Linked DNA regions of Mus musculus: region 2 is linked to region 1. Evidence: chromatin loops called from intact Hi-C (ENCODE). Cell type or tissue: left cerebral cortex. All regions are shown on one strand. Links, peaks and the distances in the headings refer to the core of each region. The heading gives the core; the rest is flanking DNA.

What was found. Peaks named below come from ENCODE experiments on the same cell type or tissue, not always from the same donor. Only the 100,000 strongest peaks of a DNase experiment are listed, where the experiment ranks them.
Region 2: a loop joins it to region 1, with 2.4 times the contacts of the local background. A loop is called at or near these places in 5 of 42 quality-filtered maps.

The regions. Positions count from the first base shown.
Region 1 is chr19:45,426,730-45,436,757 of GRCm38, forward strand. The region is part of intron 2 of Btrc (beta-transducin repeat containing protein); the gene reads left to right. Among named protein-coding and RNA genes, the nearest start is that of Btrc, 68 kb to the left of the region's middle. In left cerebral cortex, for the core only: a CTCF peak has its summit at 4,699 (motif pointing left); DNase peaks (open chromatin) are centred at 5,710 and 8,719; H3K27ac peaks cover 2,049 bases.
Region 2 is chr19:45,379,651-45,389,678 of GRCm38, forward strand. All of the region lies in intron 1 of Btrc (beta-transducin repeat containing protein), which reads left to right. Among named protein-coding and RNA genes, the nearest start is that of Btrc, 21 kb to the left of the region's middle. In left cerebral cortex, for the core only: a CTCF peak has its summit at 5,402 (motif pointing right); a DNase peak (open chromatin) is centred at 4,723.

The sequences.
Region 1 (10,028 bases), core at 722-8,721:
GCACTACACAGTGTGCACTGGGTTCTATGTGCAGCACCACAAATAAAACAAACTAATCCTGGTCTAACCTAAGAGTTGGGGTAAGGACAATCAGCTAACCATATAGACTGAGAATGGACTAGGCAAAAGTCCGAGGACAGGAATGGCTTGGTGCATTAACAGCCGCCCCCCCCCCCCTTTCTCTCATGACACAACAGCTGAATACTGAGATACTGGTATGGTAACCTTACTGGGAACAAGCTGGGGAAGCTGCTGATGACCTCGTCATGGACGGCTGGGGCATGGGCAGTGAGGTGCTGGAAGGGCTGAGCACAGATGTTTACCACTGTGGCTATAGACAGATCATCTCAGAAAGCGAACATTTCTCTTGGTCACCTTTTCATTTGTCTACCTCCAAAGTTCTGACATTACAGGCCTCTGCTACCATACCTAGCAGTTTTACTAATTTGGAGGTGAGGACAGTTTGCACTCCTTAATAATTACTGAGGAACCCTAACTAACTTTATGCATGTGGCTTATTTCTACTGATATTTACTTTGTTTGAAATGAGAATAGAAAAAATATTATTACTTAAAATAATTATAATTACTCTTCAGGATGTGAATGAGTTCAAGGTTGGTCTGGCTACAGAGCAAGTTTGAAGCCAGCCTGGCCTACATGGAGTCCTGCGTAATAACAACAGTAACAAAAAAATCCTGCGACACATAAATAGAACATTCTTAATGACAACTGTATTTAAAACACTAATGCTGGCATTGTTTAATTTTTTACATCTAGTGTCTGGAGTAATTAAAGGCAGATGAATTTTCATAGACACTTCTGCATTCATTGTTATTCTTTCTTTAAAGCTTAGGAAGGAAGACTGTCTAGTCTATAAAGAGATATAAAGTTTAAAAGCGAGGTGCCAGGCTTGATGTCGTAATCCCCGTAAGCACTGAGAATCAGTTGTATGGCGAGGTGGGGCTAGCCTAAGGCTATATAGCAAGTTTGAGAATGGTCTGGAATACATGAGATTCTTTCTCAAAAATATTTATATGACTGTGAGCTTGCACGCGCCTGCACGTGTGTGTTTTTAAACCTTCTGACTTTGGTATCAGAGTAGAGTACCAAGAAAAATTCAAGTTTTCATTTGTCCTAAAACAATTCTGAATTAAAGTAGCAAATAATTCTCAACCAGTTCACCACCAGAGCCTTTTCTAGTCTTAATTAAAAGTCAATCGTGATTTTAAGAAGCTGAACGCTCTCTGTATGTTCCTACTTCTGGAATTTATTTGTAGGAAAGCTTATTTAGAGATATTTTTATGTGTATGAGTGTGTTGCCTGCCTGCATGTATATGTCTGGTCCCATGGAAGTCAGAAGAAGGTATCATAGGTACCGTAGGATCTGATATCAACCGTGTGGTGCTGGGGACTGAACCTGAGTCCTTTGCAAGGCATCTTTCCAGCCCTATGAAGAGCTTTTACTGGAAAATCAAGGAATAAATCGACCAAGTTGACTGTTGATTTTATCACAGGAGTCAAATTGTTTAATGTAAACAGAAAAGGAGCTGCTTATCAGACAGGAAGGAAAGGAAGCCCAGAGGTTAGGTTGTAGGATGGGGACCCTGGGGCAGGGTTTCCTGGAATCTGAGCTGGCTTTGTTCCTAACCACTGAGCCTGAATCTTTCTCTTTAAGGGATCACTATTGGGCCAGAGATATAACTCGGCTTGTATAATGCTTGCTTATTATGCACGAGGTTTAGGTTCTGATCCCCTACATTTCATAAACTAGATGTGATGGCAGATGCCTGTAATTCCAGAAACGACCAGAAATTCAAGGTCATCCTAAGCTACATAGCAAGTTTGAGATCAGCCTGGTATACATGAGACCCTGTCTAGATCACTACCACTACCACCACTACTAGTAGTCATTATTGTAATGACCATTACTAGTATCTTCACACCATTATTAATTAACACACTTGTTTCCATCCGTCTGGGTGACTTGGCTATACATTTATGTATGCATGTGCATGTAATGGGTTTGTTTTCAAATGTTCCTGTTGGTTTTGTTCTCATATTAATCATTAATCAAATATTGTTAGCTGTAGAAAATAGAAGTAGAAAGAAGAAAGACAATAATGATGTCCTTTCAAATATTAACATTTTTACCAATATTAGTTAGCACTTCGGAATTTCAGGTAAATTACGTGCTTGCCCAGGCCACAGCTCGCAGCTGGTGTTCCTGATGAGAGCGGCCACTCTCTATTTTGTGGACGGTTGCTTACATGGTTTTAGGCTGAGTGAAGATTGAACCTGGCTTCTACTTCACAACTCTCCCTTTCATATAATTCTCAACTACTGCAATTACAGTGCAGCATGAGTACAGGAGTCCCACTGTTTGAAAATAGCCGTGTTGACCAAACTCCAGGACACCTGCCTTTGTGTTCTCTAATCACGCCATCTGAGGCCTTCCACACACCTACCCCATCTGCCTTTGCCTGGGGATGTCCACCTTTCTCAGTAACTCTATCGTTAATTGTGTTCAGGTTGAGACAGGATTAAGGTTTTTCCAGATCTGTTCTCCTTTCTCTCTCAGGCAAGCCACACATTTGTGCCCAGAATATGCAGCAGCAGAGATGTGCTGCCACAGCTATTCTGTGCTGCTCTGATTATCTGTGTCTTTGTCTTCTGCAAGACTGAATTCTTTGAAGGTTGAACTATGTTTTTTCTTCATTTATTCTCCCATTGTCAAAAGTAATATTTCATACTTCTGGTGAATCAGTGAATGAACAGACTTAGATAATTTGAAGAAAACTATCCAATAACAATCCAGGGTCAGGAGAGGAGGCATAGTATTGTGGTGGCCCCTCCTATACAGCATACAGATGCTCTGCATTCAGAAAGAAACCATGACAGTTAACAGTCATTCCAGACATCACACATTTGCACAGAGAAAAGAAAAACATGCCGAGTCTGATTTATGGGAAGTCCTCAGATTTCATACATTTGGCTTTCTTACAACTCACTGTGCTGGTCCCCTCTGAGTTGGATTCTGTATACTGAATTTGGACTCTTGTTCATGAACAAATGCACATTTTAGGCTATTAAAGACCGCCATTGCCAGCCAACTGACTGAACATTCAGTTTCAATGGTGTCTACGTCTTTATCTGCGGTGCAGCGTGTATTTGGATGAGCATTTGACTGTTGATTGCAGCGTACCCTTACTTTGTAAAAGAACGGAGCAAAGTTGAAGTGCTGAGTACAATGAACATCAGGCTAGAGAAAGGTTGAAAGCCAACATATTGATGAATCTTTGGACTTAAGACTAAAGTCCAATTTTAAAGCATATGTGCGAAATGTTAGAAATATATTTTTGAAGATGTTTTTATAGCGAGGGGCAGAGGAGATGGCTCGGAGGGCAAGATTGCTTGCTATGTAAGCATGAGGAGATGTGGCTTCAAATCAGCATCCACTAAGTAGCCTCATGTAATCCAAGCAGTGTGGAGGGGCGGAGGCAGGGGAATGGCTGAAGCTTCCTGGCAACCAGAGTCACTCCAGGTCTGTGACAGTTAAGAATGCTGACACTCCCACCCACCCCGCACCCTGTGTGTGTGTGTGTGTGTGTGTGTGTGTGTGTGTGTGTGTAGGTGAAACACAAAATTATAAAAAAATATAGTGAAATTGTTTTAAAGTATTGGGTACATTGAAATCTAATGTTACTTTCATCTTTTATGTGTACTTCAAGTGTTAAAAGTAAAAATGACCCAAGTTCGGCTACATTTTTGCCTTATCTTGAAAATAACCTGTATTGGAGAAGTGACATCTTCCGCTGATTGCCTTTCCAGCTACTTGCTTGGTTGTTGAACTATTTTATTTCAGGTTTGTTAAAAACACAATCCTCAGTTGCTGAGTGTTTTGACATGTCCAAGTGTAGCTAATGTGCACTTATGGGATAATGTATGACTTTATCTGGTGTTTAGAATATGCCAAAATCATCATCTTGTGAGACAAATCAGATTTCCTTGAAACATTTTTATTCTTCATGATGGATGTGAAAAGTAAAAATCTTCTCAAAGTATTTATTCCTTTGTTTAGATATATTCAATAGTAATGGATTTGCTTTCCCTCAAGTGTTTTTACTTGGTCAGAACCTTGTGAAGGGGATGATAGTGCAGATGATAGTGCAGATGCCAGGGATGCAAACCATAGGAATGGACCTGGTGGGAAGAGGGTGGCGGCGGCCTTTGGAGGTGCCCTACCTAAGTGACAGATCCTCTCTGTGGGCACTTAGACTAATCTGTGTCCTCTGAGAGAGGCATGTTGTTTCTTTATGTTCGAAGATTCCCAGTTATTTCCGTTCTTTGTGCATACAGAGGCCATGGTTGTATGTGTGTTCTTTCTGTGCTGGTCAGGAATTGTTGGGTGGGTCTGTGGCTGCCAAGGCTATGCACTCCTCTTCCACTGTGGTCCTTTGTTAATGTTTTTGCCTCCATCCTGTGGAGATAAAGAGTCTCCGTGTTAGGCAGGCGGTGGTAGGCAGGCATTATTCAGGAAACTCTTTCTTTGTCATTTATTTATGCCAGGGTGTTTTAAGAAAGCTTTGAGCTGGAGAAATGGCTCAGCAGTTAAGAGCACTGACTGCTCTTCTGAAGGGCCTGAGTTCAAATCCCAGAAACCACATGGTGGCTCACAACCACCATGATCTGACGCCCTCTTCTGGTGGGTCTGAAGACAGCTACAGTGTACTTACATAAAATAATAAATAAATCTTTAAAAAAAAAAAAAGAATGCTTTATTTAAAATTAACAAGCAAGCATGTGAGCAACCCAAGAGCGTGCACTCCTGACTGGCTTCAGAGGACCCTATGCACTGTAGCACATTTCCATTAGGAGCTGGTGCATGTGAGTTTGTTTTTCTTCTGAGCTTTTCTGCATCCTTACACACAGTTCTCTGGAGACCAGGGATGTTATGTTTTGAGATAGTTATTTAGAAAGCAGGAGAAGGGTTTTGCAGTTTATCTTCTTTTGCTGGGTGATCTGTCACCTGGCCTTAAGGTCTTTAGGTGTACAGTGAAGAGCTACTGCCTGTGTCTTCGTATGAGTTAAGCTGGAGTTCTGTGACCTGTAAAATTTGCATGACGAAGGCAGCTGTTCCTTTTCATACGTGAACTTTAAAGTCAGCTTGGTTTTTATGTGTTGGTCCATATAGTCAGGACTAAGTGAAAGCACGAGGCGTTAGCAGTCCCCTTAGATTTTCACGCTACACATAAACCTACTCGCCACTTCAAGCTAGAAAATGTAAAGGTTCATCCATAAGAGCCAAAAGCTTTATATTTGAATGAAAGCCCCTCATTAGCTTAATTTAAATGAAGCTGCTGTAGTTTAACAGCAATGTAATTTCTATCTTTTGCACAAGTCACTACTTTGTATGACTTTCTTTACTGATAGTAAACCATAAGGGACATTTCTAGTTTAATATTAATGTATTTCCCCTCGATTTTTTTAAGTAGCAGGTTGTTAATTTTTTAAGCATATCAACTGTAGCATAGTACAGTCCTTTGAGGGAAATTAGTAAAATGAGGATAAGATGGATACAGGAATCCAACAGCTTGAAAATCACTGTTTGACCAAAATCTCTTTTGTATTCCCTGCTCTGGTTCTATTTCAGTAGTCCTGGAAATGTGCCTGTGTGCTATTTGCAGCGAGATTATAAAACTGAATCATGATTTTGGTGATGGAAGCCAGAGCATGTGCTTCCAGCACCCCAGCTGGCAGGAAGCTCTCCGTAGGTTTATGAATGTAGTTAGATGGCCCCCAACTGTTTACAAGACAGCAGAGGTGAGATCTTTGATTGACAAGTCAGAAATGCATTAGATCATTCTCTCTGCCATTCTCTGGTTCATGCTGTTAAAAATGTCAGCCTCCAAGTTTGAATGGCAGCCTGAGGGCCTTAGAAGCTTTTTGTTTTCTGAGATGGAAACACAAATTGGATGTGTGCCTGAGCGCTTCATCCTGGGCTGTAATTTCATCTTTTAGCTAAGAACCACAAGGTACACGGGCAAAGCACCCTGTAAACAATAATACTGGGGAAAAAAATAAACAAGGTCGTGTTTCTGGCACGTTGATCCGATGGTGTCCTGACCTCCATCACGTTGAACATCTCCACTCTGATTGCTGTTCCCTTTGGCATTACAATGAGAGAGAGAGACTGACACAGAGGCGAAGATTTAAAGTTGCAGTGCCGTTGCACATTCCTTGTATTGGTCATGAAATATTGAACTGTCAGAATGTGACACTTAGTTTTTTAAGCAACCTTTCTTGTTTGAGGTGTTCACAGTTCATTCCTTTCTCCCCTATTTGTCCGCTTTCATTCATAGGGTTGGAAGTAGTGGCCTTAAGCACATAAAAAGGGACAATGTTAAAGAGAAGTGGCGCCAGCAAAGCCAAATGAACCTAACACTGAAACAGAAACAAGCTGTGAGGGTAAAGTCGAGTCAGTACGTGGGTCTCAGGGCTTATGGAGAACCCCAACATGAGGAAGAGTCACGTTAGGCCTCTCATCTGTGTCTGCAGCAGGAAGTCAGGAAAGCGGTTATGGACAGGTATGAGTGGACAGTGGCGTTGTCTGCTCCTTGCTGCTGACCACAGTGACACTCTTCCCCACTGCCGACCATGGCATGATGTTGCTGTGCAAATACAAGTTCACCCACTGTGTGTGTGTTTGTTTATTGGTTAGATTTTTAAAATTTTGAATTCCATATGTGTAGGGCGTGTATGTGGAGGTGAGGACAGCTTGCCACAGGTTCCTCTCCTCTCTTTGTGGGGTTAAAGTCGGGCTTTTCCTGCTGAGCTGTCTCACCAGCCCCAAACCTACATTGCTTTTTTTTAAATGTATTTTTATTTTATGTGTATTGGTGTCTTGCCTGCATTTATGTTTGTATTAGAGTATGGGTTTACAGACAGTTGTGAGCTGCCATGTGGGTGTTGGGAATCGAATGCAGGTCCTCTGGAAAAGCAAATATACTCTTAATTGTTTGATCATCTCTCCAGCCCAACCTCCACTATTTTGATATTACTCAAATGGTGAATTTATCAAAGACTGAAATTTTAGTAAGAAAAATACTTTAATATGCAAAATTTGTATTTTATAGTAACACTTAAGAAGAACTGTTTTGTTTACTCCAGTGTTTTGTCTGTCTGCATTTGCACCATGTGTGCACAGTGCCCATGGAGGCCAAAAGATGGTGTTGGATCCCCTAGAACTGGAGTTACAGGAAGCCGTGAGTCACCCCGTGGGTGCTGGGAACTGAGTCTTGGTCCTGTACAAGAGCAGTCAGTGCTTTTTTGAAAAATTGAACCCAGGGCCTTGGCCATGCTCACGTGCTCTGCATTGAACTAAATCCTCCTAATAGCTCCTAACCCCTGTATCCAGAGTTGCATGCTACTTGTAGAAATCGAGTGCTTAGAGAGTAAGGCCCAAACCAAGGACAGTAAGAACGAGTCATTGCTCTGTAGTTTGAAAACACACATATTGACGTAACACTTGCTTATAAGCTATAAGATCCCACTGTCTAACTTAGTGGGGGATTAAAAAAAAAACACTCTTCTGGAAATTGATTTCTCATTCACTGATTTTCAGAAGATGAAAGGAAACAAATCTTTCTGTTAGTTAGTTTATCTATTTCATGTATGAGTATTCTGCTGCATGCCAGAAGAGGACAGCAAATCCCCCTATATATGGTTGTGAGCCTCCATGTGGTTGCTGGGAATTGAACTCAGGACCTCTGGAAGAGCAGCCAGTGCTGTCAGCTGCTGAGCCACCTCTCCAACCTGCAACCATTCTTTTAAATAAAGAAAATCTGGAATGTAAGAAATGATCCTAATACAGGGAGGCCACAACATTTCTTCCCATGCTGTATTTATTATAAATGCTTTAGTTAACAGCTCAGACGCTGAGGGCTTTCACAGCATCACACCTTATGAGAATTAGCTTTAGGGTTCAAAAGATCACCAGAGGACAGTATGTCACATGTCCTCTTTACGATTGGTTTTTGTCAGGGAGTCATCCAATCTGTGCTGATCTCGACCCATGTGCGAGAAGTGTCGACACGAGGTTTCTTTTCTTTCCTTTGTTTGCTGTATTAGATTTCTTTCAAGGAGTCAAACTTTAGTTCACTCATTGTTCCCGACAGTGTTTTGTAGTAATATGGAATAATTGTTCATAACCAGTTGTCTCCCATCCCCAATATCCTTGGTTTTACATGTGCAGAGTCAGCCAGTTTTGAAGCCGAAAATGAAGTTAGGCCAGTGATGTATACCGAGTAGACTTTTTTCTTGGTATTATCCCTTAAACAATACTGCACAGCAATTATATGAATAACAGTTGCAATTTAATAGGTGTTAAGTAATCTAGACATAATTATTTGGGAGGACGTGTCTACGCTGTATGCAAATATATACTGTTTTTGAGATTCCTATACTTTGCTAGGAGGATGAGGACTGGAGGGTCCTGAGACTGATCTTTCTGGATTCTGAATGACAAGTCTGTTTATGTGTTGAGAGCTGTAAGATTGCTTTATCCACGTTACCCACGTAGACTGTTTCCAATTCTGTTGTTTCTTTGGAAAATACCAGCCATGATTTCTGTCCTTTTCATAGCCATATTTTGGGATCAGCGTTCTGGTTGTCCTCCTGTGAATACACCCCCATCTTGACACCACCATCATTGCAGTATGGAATGCATGGCTACATACACTGTGGCAAGAACAGCAGACAGTAAGAGGCCTGGGGGTGTGGCTCAGTGATAGTGTGCATGCGAGGGATATTGAAAGCCTCAGGTCCAAGCTATAGCACTGCATAACAACAGGAAAATCCTCTACAATTATATTGTGTGAAGTATAGTGAGGTAGAGTTGGCCTTTGGTGAGAGGGGTTTCCTCTGGCTTTGTTGAATTGCTTGAGAGAGGGTCTTACATTGTAGCCCAGCCTGATCTCATACTTGAGATCTTGCCTTTTGAGTACTAGGATGCATTTTGTTATAAATATAATTTAGAAAATGTAACTGAATTACTGCAGCCTAAAATTCTATACTTGTTTACGTTGATAAGAACCTTTCTAAGAGGCTAGCCTAGGTTTGTTTTCTCGTCTTTTCCTTGAAGTCAGAGAATCATATGTAAGCACTTTGACAAATGATGTAATGTAGTGGTGTTATCTAAGTCGTACAGGTATTTGAAACCTAGCTCCAGTTCCCAAAGATGGGGAACATCTGCTTAGAGGTATTGTAGAGCTCCACAATGCACTAATTGAATTACTCTTTTCTGGAGTTGTTGACTGCACTAATTGAAGAGAGAGAGAGAGAGAGAGAGAGAGAGAGAGAGAGAGAGAGAGAGAGAGAGAGAGAGAGAGAGAGAGAGAGAGAGAGAGAGAGAGAGAGAGAGAGAGAGAGAGAGAGGAGAGAATGAGAATATATTCCAGCCTTAGTGGGAGAAATGTTAAGAGCTCTGACTGATGGTGTGTACTGTGCTGCTCTCTAATGGCAGTCCCTGGAACTACTCCATGGTCTCCAGGGAAGAGAAGGTAGTCATGTGATTTAGAGTGACCTTAGTCTAACCCCACCCTGCTTAGTTCAAAAGGTCCTCAAATATGTTTACAATTATGAATTGAGGTGGGGGGAGCATCTGATTAATTTCTTATGGCTAAGATGTATTTTATTAAAGAATTTTTATGAACAAAAGTAATTATTCAATTGAATTAAAGTTTTCTAACCTTTAATTTGTAAAAACTGATTCTGGCATTTTTTTTTTCTGTATAAATTGTCTTAGTGTACTAGGCAGGATGAGTAATACAAGGTTTATTAGTATTCCTGAATATAACTTCTTTCTGGTGGTAAGAACTACGTTCCAGCAATGAACAAATTTAAAGGTGATGTGAGCTGGGCGCAGCACAGAACTGTAATTCCAGTACTTGGATCCCGGTATTTGAGACCAGCCTGGGCTATGAGGCCTTGTCTCAGGACAAAGCAAAGCAACCAAAGAAGTTATGAGATCT
Region 2 (10,028 bases), core at 1,511-9,510, 46 kb before region 1:
GGATGATCAATGTGCAAGAGTTTCAAACATTACTCCTGATGTTGTTACAGAAGAACTGCTTAGAAGAAGTTCTCAGCTTACTGTTCCTGCCCATTGGTTTGTTTTCCCTTAGAAGATGCAGAACCTAGAACTTGTGCTGGTAGAGAAGCCCAGTCCTAATCGAATGCTACTGGCAACATTTGTGTTTCAGAGAAGAAGAGGAAACAATTTCTGGTCCCCGGAAGTACCTATCATGACCATATGTGCCATACCCGAGTCTCCTCCTGAGGGCTCCCTGATTCCCCACCCTCACATGCTCCAGCTCTGGCCCGGAGTTGAGATTTGTTTTTCTATCTATTTGTCTCTGTTGTCTTTGAGTTACAAGCTGGCCTTGAACTTGCTATGTAGCCAAACTAGCTATGTAGCTGAGGCTGCCATTGAGCTCCTGATCCTCTCCGCCTTTCAGAGACTGAGATTACAGGCATGCACCATCACACTGGCTTTAGAACAGAGCTTAACACGTGTTCAGTTTAGGAAATGGTCATTGTTATTTATTTTTTTTAGACAAGGTCTCTGTAGTCCTGGCCTTCTTGGAACTTGCTAGGTAGACCAGGCTAGTCTTGAATTCAGAGATTCCTGTCTCTGCCTCTGGACAAACATAGAAAGAAAGGTGTACTCCACTGTGCCCTGAGACTTTCTGCGGTTCTGTTATTGTTATTTGGGACCTGGTCTGGCCTTGACATTACTGTCTTCCTCTCAAGCCTCCCAGATGGTAGAATTACAAGCATGTGCCATCACACCTGGCTTGCTCATATCTTTAAAGAGTTTGTTATTCAATGTTCGTGATTTCTCAAGGATGTGTAACATAAACTTGAGACTAGTATATGATTCAGTATATATCCTCAATATATTTAATTCAGTATCCTTAAAATGTTCTCAACCATGACACTGAGCATGGGAGTCCCACTTAGTTTCTGATAGTGTCTTTTGTTCTTAGTTTGAGTTTTTATGGCTCTATATGTATTTTATTATTTTAGGACAGTTTCCATAGGTAGTCAGGCCTGTGTCTCCATGCCCATTTCACAGTGGTGATCTTGAGCCAGGTAATTGCTATCTACTGACCTCTTCTTGGCTGCACAGGGCAGTGGCATGATCTCGAAAAAGTTGCTTGTTCAGGGAACTAGTTGAGAAAGCCATGGTGGCCTTTCTCTGGAATCGTGTACTTCTTCCTAACTCCCCCCAGCCAGCGGCTTTTATGGTAGGAAGCAAAACGAAATGATTGGTAATTAAATGTTTAGTGTTTATTTTAGCTGGTTATTAGATTGAGGTTAAGCTTGTTTAATGAGTGACTATGGGAGAATTGTCCTTTTTAACAGTTGAGTGTGTGCTTGCTGATCTCTGGTATGCCACTCCCATTTTATGAAGCTGGAACATAATTTCCTTTTTTTAATGATTGCAGAGTTTTAAGTTACTGAATCTGTTTTGATGCTGTTCCTTATGCCAGTCCTTTCTTTGCTACCATGTTTCAGGAAATAGTCTCCTCATTATAACTTGTTTCTAGAGAGAATATAAACCACTTTGAAGCAGTTTCCAGTAATATATCGCTGCAGAAATAGATTGTCAGGTGGTGTTATTCAGGCTTCGTTTTTGTGTAATTTAGAAAAGGTGATTTAAGTAGAACTCTTGGTGTATCTTTTTCAAGTTGCAGTTAATTATAACGACAGGTAATTATGAACTCCTTTTTACTCTTTTAGAATGTTGTCCAACTGTAACAAATTTGGCAGGATTTGAGTTAAAAACAGACAATTTAAAAGTCAAATGAATCAATTGAAAAGAATCCTGCCTCTTCAAATTCAGTCTCTAACAGCATTTTTCTTTCTTTTTATTTTATTTTTTTAAATCTCCAGCCATATCGAGGCATCCACAATGCACAGGGTGGGACAAGGCTCACTTTTAATCCTAGTGAGCAGGATCTATGAATTTCTGATCTCTAATCTCACTGTTCAGAAGACAGAAGCCTCTAATGTAGCAAGTTCCAGGCCATCCAGAGCTACGAAGTGAGATCCTGTCTCAAGAACAAACCAGCAGGCACGGGGCGTGGGCCAGGAGGGAGAGCAGGAGACTGCAGGGGATGATGTCAGCTTGGATTGGGGTCTCAGAGTAGAAACTTACATAGATATGTGTAGATCACCTTTGACTTTGTGATAAGTATAGATGTGATCTTTTTACCTGACACAGACCTCATTAACAAACTATCTAATTTTTGTTCTAGTTATACATGGTCATCTAAAAAGTACATTTTGTTTTGGAAAGGGAAGAGTTTCGCCATATAGTCATAGTTAGCATGGAAATTACTAACTAGACTAGCCTAGTTATCCTCTTGTCTCTTCTTACCTGGCAGTTTTTCTACCTCTACTTTCCAAATCCTAGGATTAAAAGTACACACTACTACACCTGGCCTAAAAAGGAATTTTTTTGTTTTTGTTTTTTCGAGACAGGGTTTCTCTGTATAGCCCTGGCTGTCCTGGAACTCACTCTGTAGACCTGGCTGGCCTGGAACTCAGAAATCCACCTGCCTCTGCCTCCCAAGTGCTGGGATTAAAGGCGTGAGCTACCACGCCCGGCTTCATATTAGGTATTCTTAATTGCATCGTTTTTTTTTTTTTTTTTTTTCAAGAAAGGCTTTCTCTGTATAGTCCTGACTGTCCTGGAACTCACTCTGAAGACGTGACTGACCTCAAACTTAGAAATCTGCACCCTTTCTAGTACTGTATTTGAACAGTGCCTTATGGAGAAAACATTCAATTTTGTGACTATTCATATTTTAAAATTATTAGAAATAATAGAAATGAGGCAATCTTGGGACTAGAGCCCAGAGCTGTGCCTGTTAGGTGTGTTCTCCAGTGCTGGTTGCATCTCTAGCCCTCAGACCTGCTCTCCTTCAGTGTGCCTTTAAATTGTAGGTTTAGCACAGAAGAGTTCTGTCAAGTCAACTGAAACATGGATCCAGATCGATTATGGATGATGCGAGGGGAGCCTGAGTGAGACACTCACATGATTTCTCTCAGAGACGCTTCTTTAAATGGTTCTGTTAAGTGTAGGAATGGTCTGATGATTATCTTTTTAATTAAAATGAGAAATCTTTGTTTAAAGTGGCATTCGTTTTTTTACGGCCTGTTACAGTCTCTGTAACAATCATTTCTTAAGTCTGAACGTTTTATTTCCAGGAATCCATTTATATAAAACTATGTTTAGACTTAATTAAGGAACGATTCTTACAAAGCTTGTAAATAGCCAAGAAAAAAGAGACCGAAAATCAAACTGACATTCACATTTAACAAAACAGCTCTTACAAGGTATGTAATAAGCCATTAAAATACAATAAAACCCTTTTTATAAGAGTTCATATTTTTTGATCCTTGTTTTCAAAGGTATTTAAGACAAATATCAAAGCTCTACACACTGGAGTGGACCAATGGTAACTTCTTTGGCTTATAACTGGTGATGGAAGAGCCTACCTATCTTGTTCATGCTTTCTTTGAAATACCCAAGACTGGGCTAGTTTAGACTACAATGTAAATTTTAAGTTGTGCTGTAGTGAAAACAAGACCTGTTTCCCAGGTTCAACTTTCTACATGTCATAAGACATTGAATAGGTTGCTTAGCTGCTTTGAGTCTGATTGCCTTATCTGGAAAGCCGTGTTACCTTCGCCTACTTCTGTGTCAGACAGCTCTTAGGAGAATAAAGGAAAAATTTAAATATGAGACTATGTTAGAAATTATAAAGGACTGTAAGTATCTAAAGTAATGTTTCCCATAAAGATGGACCAGTATAACAGCACCGCGCCCCCCCCCCTCCTCCCCTGCCTACAGGTGTTTTGTTGGGCTTCCATGACGACGCTTGTAAAAGAAAGCGTTTTACTGGGGCTTTCTTACAGTTTCAGAAGTTCAGTCATTGCATCTGTAGGCTTAGATTTTTCTTTTTTCTCTTTTTTTTTTTTTTTTTTGGTTTTTCGAGACAGGGTTTCTCTGTGTAGCCCTGGCTGTCCTGGAACTCACTCTGTAGACCAGGCTGGCCTCGAACTCAGAAATCCTCCTGCCTCTGCCTCCCGAGTGCTAGGATTAAAGGCGTGTGCCACCACGCCCAGCGGCTTAGATTTTTCAAAACCTATTTTAATTATGGTTCTTTAATGCTTCAACCTCCCTTCTAGCGCACCATCCACCAGAGATGGGGGGAAAAATGTTACTAGGAAACAGGGGTTGTGGACCTGTTGAGGAATAGTTCTTTGGGGTGATTCCATCTTCATTGCCAGCAGTCCAGTCCTCTAGCAAACACCAAACATCAATCAGTAGCAGGGGCTTGACACAGAAGCAGCCACTCGGGGCCAATCGGAGTCTGAGGAAGCAGTGAGAAGCACCTGAGGTACACTTTAAGTTCTTTGGTGCATTTCTCTCCCGGAAGTCAAGACAAGCGAAGATCAGTGAAGAAAGCAAGACAGACCATTGCAAGAGTGTTGTCGGTGAAGTTGGTGTCAGTGAAGCCCAACAAAGTTGCAAGGCAAACAATGCAAGAGCATTATCCACTGTCTGCTGTTGGTTATACTTACACTCTTTCCAAACCTCACACGTCCTCTCAAGCTTCCACTCCAGCAAAACATCACATGCCCTTTTACCAGGCAGCTTCTGGCTGATCTCAGCAAAATGTCCTCTCCTAAGACAGTTCCCAGAAAAACATGGAATGACTCAAGTGTGTCTCCGGTGATACCAGAAATTCCCACTTAAGTCATCATGGCAGGGAACAAAGCAGTGCACAAGCAGACATCACATTGGAGAAGTAGCCAGGACTGATTCATCTGGATCTTCAGGCAGTAGGAAGAGAGAGCATCTCTTGGAATGGACTTTGTGATATCGTGAAGCCCAGCCTGAGTGACACACTTCCTCCAACAAGATCACAACTTCTAATCCTTTCAAATAGTGCCACTCTCTGGTGAACAAGTATTCAAAGTTATGAGCCCTTGGAGACTGTTCGCATTCAAACCACCATACAGGGTCTCTATATAGCCCTGGCTGTCCTGGTATTCAATATATAGACCAGGCTGGCCACAAAACTCAGTGACTGCCTGCTGAGATTAATGGTAGGCACCATCAAACCCTGTACATGGTACATGTATTTCTTTTTTCTTTCTTTTTTTTTTTAAGATTTATTATGTTATGTATATGAGTACACTGTAGCTGTACAGATGGTTGTGAGCCTTCTTGTGGTTGTTGGGAATTTAGGACCTCTGCTCGCTCTGGTTGGCCCCGTCCAGTGGACCCTGCTTGCTCCGGTCAACTCTGTTCGCTAGGTCCCTGTTCGCTCTGGCCCAAAGATTTATTTATTATTATACATAAGTACACTGTAGCTGTCTTCAGATGCACCAGTAGAGGGCATCAGATTTCATTACGGGTGATTGTGAGCCACCATGTGGTTGCTGGGATTTGAACTCAGGACCTTCGGAAGAGCAGTCAGTGCTCTTACCCGCTGAGCCACCTCGCCAGCCTGGTACATGTATTTCTTAATATTTTTCTTGTCAGGCGTAGTTGCTCATGTCTTTTAATCCTAGCACTTGGGATACTGAGACAGGTAGATCTCTAAGTACAGTGTGAGACCCTGTTTGAAAAAAAAAAAAAAACAAGAAACAAAAAACTCCCTTATAATTAAAATACCATATTCTAGTCAGAAAATTTAATATTGATAAATTAATAATTTAATGTACAGTTCCTATTCAGAATTCCTAATTGCCTCAGTAATGTCCTCCTCAGCCCCAGCCCCAGTGCTGAGGATCTGACTCAGGTCTTTCTGTGTGCTATGCATCTCTTCTAATTCTGAGCTGCAAGAAATACATCTTTTAAATACTCAGGAAAGAGGGCTAGGGATGTGACTCAGTTGACAGGGCTCTTGGCTAGCTAGTGTACAGGAAGCTCTAGGCCTAGTCTCCAGAGCTGTACAAACTGGGCATGCTGGCACATTCCTGTCATCTCATCACTGGGGATGTAGAGGCAGGAGGATCAGAAGTTCAAGGTTCTTGATCAGAGGATCAAGTTCAGCTCAGAGCTAATATCTCCTGGGATGGATGATAACCTGCCTCAAAAAGGTCTGACACTAAATATAAAAAAAACATGGGAGTAAACTGTGTCCTGTGTAATGTCTCTTTAGTTTCTGTTTCTTTACAGTAGTCCCTCAACGTGGTTAATTATGAAATTAGCCTTTTTTGAAACTGTCTTTTTCTGTATCCTAGTCTGACCTGAAGCTGGTGGTTTTCCCTGCTGTCTTACTTAGTCTTTCGAGTGCCAGGAATACAAGTATAGGCCGGCATCCTTGGCTCTGAAATCTCAGCTCTTCTTGGATAGTCTGGAGATAGTTTTATAGAATTCCCCCCACCTGGATCGTCTGCTTCTTCATGATTGATTTTATGAATTATAGTTTCTTAGTGTACGAGACCAGAAGCTACATGGTGTCCTTTTGTTCTCTCACTGGCAACGTTAAGTGAGCTTCCTATCAGGCATTGCTTCCCTCACAGTTTCATTGTAAACTATCACCACAGAGCAGAGCACCACCACAGAGCATCACCACAGAGCACCACCACAGAGCACCACCACAGCTTCTCTGTAAAGACTTTTTTTTTTTTCAAGGCAGGGTTTCTCTGTGTAGCCCTGGCTGTCCTGGAACTCACTCTGTAGACCAGGCTGGCCTCGAACTCAGAAATCTGCCTGCCTCTGCCTCCCAAGTGCTGGGATTAAAGGTGTGCACCACCAACCCTGGGCTTCTGTAAAGACTTTAAGAGAAGAGAGATTTACTTTGGGGGATGGAGAGATGGTTCAGCAGTTAAGACAACTTGCTGCTCTTGCAGAGAACCTGGGTTGAGTTCCCAGCACCTGTATCTGGTGACTCTCAAATGCCCATAGCGCCAACTCCAAGACCTTTGACCTCAGGCATCCCAGATAGACATATACATATAATTAAAAATAAGTCTTATTTGCATCTATGTGTGTGTGTTTATGAGAGTATATGCCACGTGTATGAGATGCTTGTGGGGGTCAGAAGAGTTCAAGGCAGTTGTGAGCAATTGGATCTGGGTGCTGGGAACCAAACTCGGATCCTCTGGAAGAACAAAAGTACTCTGAACCATTGAGGGAGCTCTCCTGCTCTAACTTAAACATCTTAATTGGCTTTCATTGTGATTCTGGAATTGGGCACCACCGTTCTAAAAAGGAGAATGAGTGTTCAGATCATCACCTTCAAGCATGAGTGCTGTTCTACAAACTAACTTTAGCCAAAGGGTGTGTGCTAAGGGCTGAGCCACATCCTAACTAGAAACAGGTTCACATATACTGTAACATCCACTTTTATTTATTTATTTATTTATTTATTTATTTATTTATTTTGAGATAGTGTCCTCTGTAGCAGTTCAGGCTAACTTGGAACCCACTTTGTAGCTCAGATTGGCATTAACTCAGATAATTATTTTATTATATAATTATAATTTATTATATAAATATAGTTTATTATATATCATCATGCAATTATTAGAGAGAGAAAGAGTGTGTGTGTGTCTGAGAGAGAGAGAGAGAGAGAGAGAGAGAGAGAGAGACTGACTGACTGACTTTATACAGGCCTGGGCTGCTCTGGAATATATATGTAGGGACCTTCCTTCCTGCCTCTGCTTCCTCAGTTCTGGAATTGCTGGTATGAGCCATTACTCTCAATAAGTTTTTTAAATTACATTTGTGTGTATGTATGTGCATATGTGCATAATGTGCCATTGCGCGCTCTACCATGTGGAACCCTGGGGTCAAACTCAGGTGGTCAGGGTTGGTGGCAAGCACCTTTACCTGCTGAGCCAGCTCAGTGCTCCTTAGATCTTTATCATTGATGAAGAAATTAGTAAGGTAGGTGTTGTGGTGTGCCTATAATCATAACACTCTGGACATCAAGGCAGGAGGATTGCAAATTGAAGACCAGCTGGGGCTTCATCCCTAGCAAAACCTATCTCATAAACAGTAACAAAAACAGGAAACAAAGCATTACTTAGGCTCCTTAAAGAAAGAACTAAAACTTAAGGAGTCCATTAACACTGCCTGGAGAGCTGGGGGCCTCTTCTGGGCTTGTCCATTCTGCAGGTCTGTGTGTCGCACTGTTTCCTAGTCCTGCTGCTGGTCTGGGACTACACTTTCAGAGTCACTGTGGTTTCTTTTATTTATTTATTTATTTATTTATTTATTTATTTATTTATTTATTACATGTAAGTACACTGTAGCTGTCTTCAGACCCTCCAGAAGAGGGAGTCAGATCTCATTACGGATGGTTGTGAGCCACCATGTGGTTGCTGGGATTTGAACTTCAGACCTTCGGAAGAGCAGTCGGGTGCTCTTACCCACTGAGCCATCTCACCAGCCCCAAAGATTTATTTATTTATTTATTATATGTAAGTACACTGTAGCTGTCCTCAGACACTCCAGTCTGATCTCGTCACGGATGGTTGTGAGCCACCACGTGGTTGCTGGGATTTGAACTCCTGACCTTCGGAAGAGTCACTGTGGTTTCTATAGGCCTGTTAAGCCATACATTGCTTGTATGTAGCACGTGATTTTGGGGGTCTCCCCCCCTCCCAGCTCTACCAGAATAGTGAGACTATAATATATTAGAATAAGTTGAAGTTTATATTAGTAGATTTTGACAAATACTGGGAAAATTTTAACAACTGGCTAAATTACTGAATTAGGATCTCATTAGCCCCAGCTAATCCAAAATGGGCCATGTTGTAATGAAAATGGTAATAGGTTATTTTAAAACTTATTATAGCGCTTAATATTTGTTGAATCTTTTGTATTGTGATCTCTGTTTTGACTAATTTGGCTCGACATCCACAGTCGTCAGTTTGGGCTTTCCAAGTGTATAAGTGATCTCTGCATGCTCTGGAGCAGCTTGGTTCCGTTACATCTGTGTGATTAAGCAAGTGGAAAATTTGTCATGTCACTGGGATATTTTCGCTTTTATAGAAGTTAGCCGGCTGGCCCTTCTCCTTTGCTTCCTCTATTAGAAATGCTATGAACATCAGAGAGGAGAGGGTGACCTTAATATTTGCTTCTCCGACTAAATCACAGCCTTGAAGCAGCTATTTCTTTTCAAATAAGAAGTTTAATTTCACGCCCTGATTAGTGCTAGTGCGTGCAGGTGGATATTTCTTTTATGCAGCTAAACTGATCTGCCCTTGCAAATTACTTGCCAGTCAGCAGAACTGTAGTTTCTTATGTGTAGTTGTTGTTGAGTTATAGTTCTCATTAGTAAGTTTTGTATCTTTTCAAAAAATATTACCGATTTATGAGGTAGGGGTGTATTTCAGTCACTAAATTTTGGCCACACTATAATTTATATTTTCCCTCAAAGCTCAAGGATTGATGAGCTTAAATTAACAGGCTAAATTAATTAGCAGTGGAGTCAGATCTTGTCTCCAGTTGATTAAAAAAACAGTGTACTCAGGATCTAGTAAAAGTGATTCCTTGAGGGGAAGTCCAAAAAAAGAAATTGTCTTAGTGAGGAATAAAATACTGTGTGGTCAAAATGTGAGTGTGCAGAGAAGCTTAAAGAACAGGGAGGTAAACTGAGGAAAGGTGGGTAAGATTTGAAGTGCAAGGACGGTATTGAACCTTTATTTATTTAGACAGTCTTATGGGCTGGAGAACTCATTAGGTAGACCAAGCAAGCTTTGAGCCCAGAGATACATCTGTGTCTGTTACAATTAAAGGCATGGCCATCATGTTTAGCTATTATTGAATATTTTTAAAGATTTTTATTTATTTGTGTGGGTTTGTTTCTCTGTGTGAGTCTAGTACACCATAGTTGTACAAGTGCCCTTAGAGACCAGAAGATGTCAGATTCCTAAGAGCTTGGGTTATAGTTAGTTGGCTGTGAGCCATTCAATTTGGGTGTGAGAAACTTAACTCGGCTCCTTTGCAAGAACAGCAAATATTCTTAACTACTGAGCCACCTCTTTTTCTTCCTTGGAATA